Linked DNA regions of Homo sapiens: region 2 is linked to region 1. Evidence: read pairs that join two places in POLR2A ChIA-PET (ENCODE). Cell type or tissue: Panc1. All regions are shown on one strand. Each heading gives the region's core, and the rest is flanking DNA. Links, peaks and the distances in the headings are about the cores only.

Evidence for each region. ChIA-PET counts read pairs that join two places held together with the same protein. Peaks named below come from ENCODE experiments on the same cell type or tissue, not always from the same donor. Only the 100,000 strongest peaks of a DNase experiment are listed, where the experiment ranks them.
Region 2: POLR2A ChIA-PET joins it to region 1 with 7 read pairs; 11 of 35 experiments call an interaction of 5 or more read pairs at or near these places.

What each region holds. Positions count from the first base shown.
Region 1 is chr18:3,529,308-3,532,223 of GRCh38, forward strand. All of the region lies in intron 10 of DLGAP1 (DLG associated protein 1), which reads right to left. Among named protein-coding and RNA genes, the nearest start is that of DLGAP1-AS1, 63 kb to the right of the region's middle. In Panc1, for the core only: no CTCF peak of the experiment used is centred there; no DNase peak of the experiment used is centred there; H3K27ac peaks cover 1,608 bases.
Region 2 is chr18:3,443,248-3,446,163 of GRCh38, forward strand. It overlaps a transcript of TGIF1 not described here. Among named protein-coding and RNA genes, the nearest start is that of TGIF1, 5.5 kb to the right of the region's middle. In Panc1, for the core only: no CTCF peak of the experiment used is centred there; no DNase peak of the experiment used is centred there; H3K27ac peaks cover 2,106 bases.

The DNA.
Region 1 (2,916 bases), core at 211-2,710:
CAGAGAGCAGCCCTTGCCAGACACCAAACCTGCCAGTATCTTAATCTTGAACTTCCCAGCCTCCAGAACTGTGAGCAATAAATTTCTATTGTTTATAAATTACCCAGTCTAGGGTATTTTGTTATAGCAGCCTGAAAGGACTGAGGTATTACTTATTGAAGTTTTTTTTTAGCTAATTAGGAAGAAAGGTTTTGCTAAGTAAAATACTTTTATAAAACAGAATTTCCAGAATATTTCAAGGACTCAAATACATATTTACTGATCCCCTGTTATGCGTCAGAGGGTCTGGTGATATGAAGATGAGTAAGACAAGAATAATTTCTGTTTTCAGAAAGCTTACTTTTTAGTGGAAGAGAAAGATACATCGGTTATTATAAAATAATGTGGGAAGTACCTGAAGGACAAATACACAGGGCATTACAGGAGCACCAGGGCGATACCCAGTTCAGCTTGAACAACAAATTAGGCCTGGAACAACAGATGGTTGGGCAGTTCCCTCATGTTCATTATCTTGGGACTTTGCCAGCAGTGTACATTTCAAAATACAAATACGTTTCTCTTTCATCCTGAACATAGGCTGAGAAGCTGGTTTTCTGACAAGATTTTCAACCTTTCAAATATATGTTATTGTATTACAATACAACTGACTTGTTTTCCTAGCTCCTTTAGTTTTTCCTAAATCTTTATACAATGAGTATCCTCACACATCATTATAGAGTTGGGTTGAGAGAGGTAGATCAAGTCTCAGACTGAAAGGCCCATTAAAAGAAAACAACAGATAAGTAGTTTCCAAGAGTCCTGTTGAAAGCCAGCCAGGAGCTGGGTGGGTGGCTCATGCCTGTAATTCTGGCATTTTGGGAGGCAGAAGTGGGGGGATTGCTTGAGGCCAGGAGTTTGAGATCAGCCTGGGCAACACAGTGAGAATCTATCTCTATAAAATTTTTTAAAAATTAGCCAGGCATGGTGGTGCACACCTGTAGTGACAGCTCCTCATGAGGCTGAGGTGGGAGGATCACTTGGGCCCAGGACGTCCAGGCTACAGTGAGCTATGATCCCATCACTGCACTCCAGCCTGGGTCACAGGGCAAGACTCTGCCAAAAGAAAGAAAAGAAAACCAAAGAAAGGAGGGAAGAAAAAGAAAGAAAGAGAGAGAGAGAACACCAATCAGGAAGCTAGAAGGAGAACCAAATTTGAGAATTGAAATCTGAAAGTTTGTGCCATTGAGCAGTGGCACGGGATGTCATTGTTCCTTAGTTGCTGGCATTTTTCCTAGGAAAATCTGATAAACTGTGAGTATGTCCACAAGGAGAAAAGTGAATAAGATGATCCAACTAAGACTTTCTTACTGAAAACTACCCCTGCTCCCACTGCTGCTGAGACATACCTTGTTTACCTGTCACCAGGGCAAAGACCTAATTGTGCTTGGGGGTCAACACTCAGGTGAGTCTGCAGTGGCACTAACAGGGGCAAATGTCAAGGAGATTTACTTTTCCACTGCCAAGTTGTTTGCACTCATAATATGAAGAAGCAAAGGAAACCCATTTATGGGTTTTACAGAAACCCGTTAATGAATTTCCTAACTTGCCCATAAAGGCAAGCGATAAGCTAGTCAGTCATTTGACAGGGGTCAGGCAGGAGGAGCAGACTGGAGCTGTGAGTGAGAGAGTGGACACAGTGAAGATATCCCCAGTCTGATGACAACTGTTATTTTCCAGACTCCATTTCATTAAAAAAATGATTCCCCTAGGGAAAAACTCACTACTCTTTGACACCACTAGTTTGGTGCATTTAGTAAATGCACTTAACATGATTTATAGTAGATGTTAAATCTAATTAAGAAATTATTGGCCGGGCGCTGTGGCTCACCCCTGTAATCTCAGCACTTTGGGAGGCCGAGACGGGTGGATCACCTGAGGTCAGGAGTTCAAGACCAGACTGGCCAACATGGTGAAACCCCGTCTCTACTAAAAATACAAAAATTAGCTTGGCATGGTGGCAGGTGCCTGTAATCCCAGCTACTCAGGAGGCTGAGGCAGGAGAATCACTTGAACCCAGGAGACAGAGGTTGCAGTGAGCCAAAATCAGGCCATTGCACTCCAGCCTGGGTGACAAGAGCAAGACTCTGTCTTTTAAAAAAAAAATTATTGTTTTTGTTACGTACGATAATGCATGATAATATTTTACCTTTTTTTGAGTCGGAGTCTCACTCTGTCACCCAGGCTGGAGTGCAGTAGCTGCGATCTCTGTTCACCGCAAACTCAATCTCACGGGTTCAAGCCATTCTCTGCCTCAGCCTCCCGAGTAGCTGGGATCACAGGGGCCAATCTCCACACCCGACTAATTTTTGTATTTTTACGAGAGATGGGGTTTTACCATGTTGGCCAGGCTGGTCTAGAACTCCTGACCTCAAGTGATCTACCCGCCTCAGCCTCCCAAAGTGCTAGGATTATAGGCATGAGCCACCGCACAAGGCCTATGATTATACATATAAAAAATGTTTTCTATAAGTGTGAGCTACATAGGGAAGTGACACGATGCCTTGGATTTTCTTTTTTTCTTTTTTTGGAGACAGAGTTTCACTCTGTTGCCTAGGCTAGAGTGCAGTGGCACAGTCTCAGCTTGCCGCAACCTCTGCCTCTGGGTTTAAGCAATTCTCCTGCCTCAGCCTCCTAAGTAGCTGGGATTACAGGCGTGTGCCATTGCACCTGGCTAATTTTTGTATTTTTAATAGAAATGGTGTTTCACCATATTGGCTATGCTGGTCTTGAACTCCTGACCTCAAGCGATCCTCCTGCCTTGGCCTCCCAAAGTGCTGGGATTACAGGTATGAGCCACCACACCTGGTGCTGGATTTTCTTAAAAATACTCTGACAACAATAACTACAAATGGTGGAGACAAGACTGGCCAGTTGTTG
Region 2 (2,916 bases), core at 260-2,759, 86 kb before region 1:
TTGGAAACAATTAAATGCTCATTACTAAGAAAATAAATGAAAAAGCAAATTGCAGAATATTAGTATTGTTTAGATTATTGGCTCATGGGTTATACTGGCAGGATAAATTAATTAACTCCCACAGACTACAACTTCTTCATCTGTAAGGTGGGGATAATAATACTTTTTTTTTTTTTCCAGATAGGGTTTCGCTCTTGTCTCCCAGACTGGACAACAGTGGTGCAATATAGCTCACTGCAGCCTTGAACTTCCAGGCTCTGCAGGCTCTAACTCTGTGCACTACAGGTGTATACCACGAAGCCCAGCCAATATAATATGAAAATAATAATAATGAGAACTTTTTTTTTGAGATGTAATTTCGTTCTGTTACCCAGGCTGGAGTGCAATGGCGCAATCTCGGCTCACTCCACCTCCCAGGTTCAAGTGAATTCTCGTGCCTCACGAATTCACTTGAAATTCACTTGAATTCACCATGGGGTTTCACCATGTTGGCCAGGCTGGTCTCGAACTCCTGACCTCAGATGATCTGCCCGCCTTGGCCTCCCAAAGTGCTGGGATTACAGACATGAGCCACTGTACCTGGCCATGAGTACTTCTTAGGGTTGTTTTAAGTAGTAAATAAAATAAAAGAAGGAAAGTATTTGCATACTGCCTGGCATGCTGTATACAATAAATGATTGTATTCTTTCTTTTTTTTTTTTTTTTGAGACGGAGTCTAGCTCTTTCACCCAGGCTGGACTGCAGTGGCACGATCTCGGCTCACTGCAACCTCCACCTCCCGGGTTCAAACGATTCTCCTGCCTCAGCCTACCGAGCAGCTGGGACTACAGGCGCGTGCCACCACTGTGCCACCATGCCCAGCTAATTTTTGTATTTTTAGTACAGACGGGTTTCACCATATGGGCCAGGCTGGTCTCGAGGTCCTGACCTCATGATCCACCTGCCTCAGCCTCCCAAAATGCTGGGATTACAGGCATGAACCATTGCACCCGGCCTGTATTCTTATTTTAAATTATTCTTATAGTCTCACTTTCTTTTCTTTTTTTTTTTTTTTGTCTTTTTAAAATTTTTTAACTTTAATTTACATTTGGTGGTACATGTGAAGGTTTCTTAAATAAGAAAACATGTCACAGGGTTTGTTGTACATATTATTTCATCATCCAGATAAGCCCAGTACCCAAAATTTCTGCTCCTCTCCCTCCTCCCACCCTCCTCACTCAAGTAAACCCCAGTGTCTGATGTTTCCTTCTTTGTGTTCGTAAGTTCTTATCATTTAGCTCCCATATAGTCTCACTTTCATGCATTATTCATTTGATAAATATTGGGTACCTATGATGTGTTAGGCACTGTATTAAGTACATAAAGGTTTTGTTTGTTTTTGTTTTTTGTTGTTGTTGTTTTTGAGACGGAGTCTCACTCTGTCACCCAGGCTTGAGTACAGTGGTGCGATCTCGGTTCACTTAAGTGCATAAATATTTAATAATGAAAATTTTTTAAAAATAAAAAAACAAAACAAATTTAAAAAAAGATTTAATAATGAACATACATTTGAGTGGGAGGTCAGAGGGAAAAAACCAAGCCAACAGTCAAGTAAGCAAAATAATTGAAAACTGTGATGTTATGGAAGAAATAAAGGATTGAGCTAGATTTGTGGTTCTGAACCAGGGGTGATCCTCCTCCCCATGGGGATTTCTATCCCCATGGAACATCTGCCAACATATGGAGACATCTGTGTTTGTCACAGCTTGGGGGAAGGATGCCACTGGCACACACTGGTTAGTGTCCAGGGATGTCACTAAATATCCTACAATGCACAGGACAGCCCCACAAGAAAGAATGATCCAGCCCCAAACGTCAATAGGGCTGTGGTTGAGAACTCCTGAGCCACACGATGGCAGCGGGGCTACCTAATTTAGGTCAGGTGATCAGCGAAGACTCCTCTAAGAAGTAACATTTAGGCCTAGCCTTGACTGGTGAGAAACTGCCAGAGGATCAACAAGTGGTGAAGGAACATCCCGGGCAGAGGGGACTTGGGAACAAGTAACAATGGAAAACCCATTGCCTTTGTGCATAATATACAAATGCCTAAATGAAGAATGGAAGGGGGCAGTTACCAGGTCGGCCATGTCTCACTTAGTATATTCTCTCTTGCTTGAATTTTCAGAACTTTTTTTGTAGTTAAAAAATGAGAAGAAGGCCGGGCGTAGTGGCTCACGCCTGTAATCCCAGCACTTTGGGAGGCTGAGGCGGGCGGATCATGAGGTCAGGATATCGAGACCATCCTGGCTAACATGGTGAAACCCTGTCTCTACTAAAAACACAAAAAATTAGACGGGCGTGGTGGCAGGTGCCTGTGGTCCCAGCTACTCGGGAGGCTGAGGCAGGAGAATGGCGTGAACCCAGGAGGCAGAGCTTGCAGTGAGCCGAGATTGCGCCACTGCACTCCAGCCTGGGTGACAGAGCAAGACTCTGTCTCAAAAAAAAAAAAAAAAAAAAAAAAAAAAAAGAGAAGAAAAGCAAAAAAAAAAAAAAAAAAAAAAGCGCAGACAGATTGGAAGAGAGCTTCTTGTAAAACTGGAGGTAGATTTCAGAGCACAACCCCCCACAGTGTTCAGGAGGCCCTGGCGTCCCTGGCATAATCTGAGGTTAGTTTCTGCCCTCCACATCCATCTGACCTTCTGAAATGACAAGATTTCCCAGAGACCACTTGATTTATAATCAGATAATTTATGTTGGGTACCCAGTTTTATGCCTTTTAACTTTGTTATATTTGGATGTGTTAAGTGATCTTGACTTTTTAAAAAAAATAACTAACATCACTAGTTTGGGCATTAAGTGAGATTAAATAAGTGTTTCATAAACTGTAAAGAATAATACAGACACAGATGTTGAGAATAAGGAGAGTGAAGCTTGTGC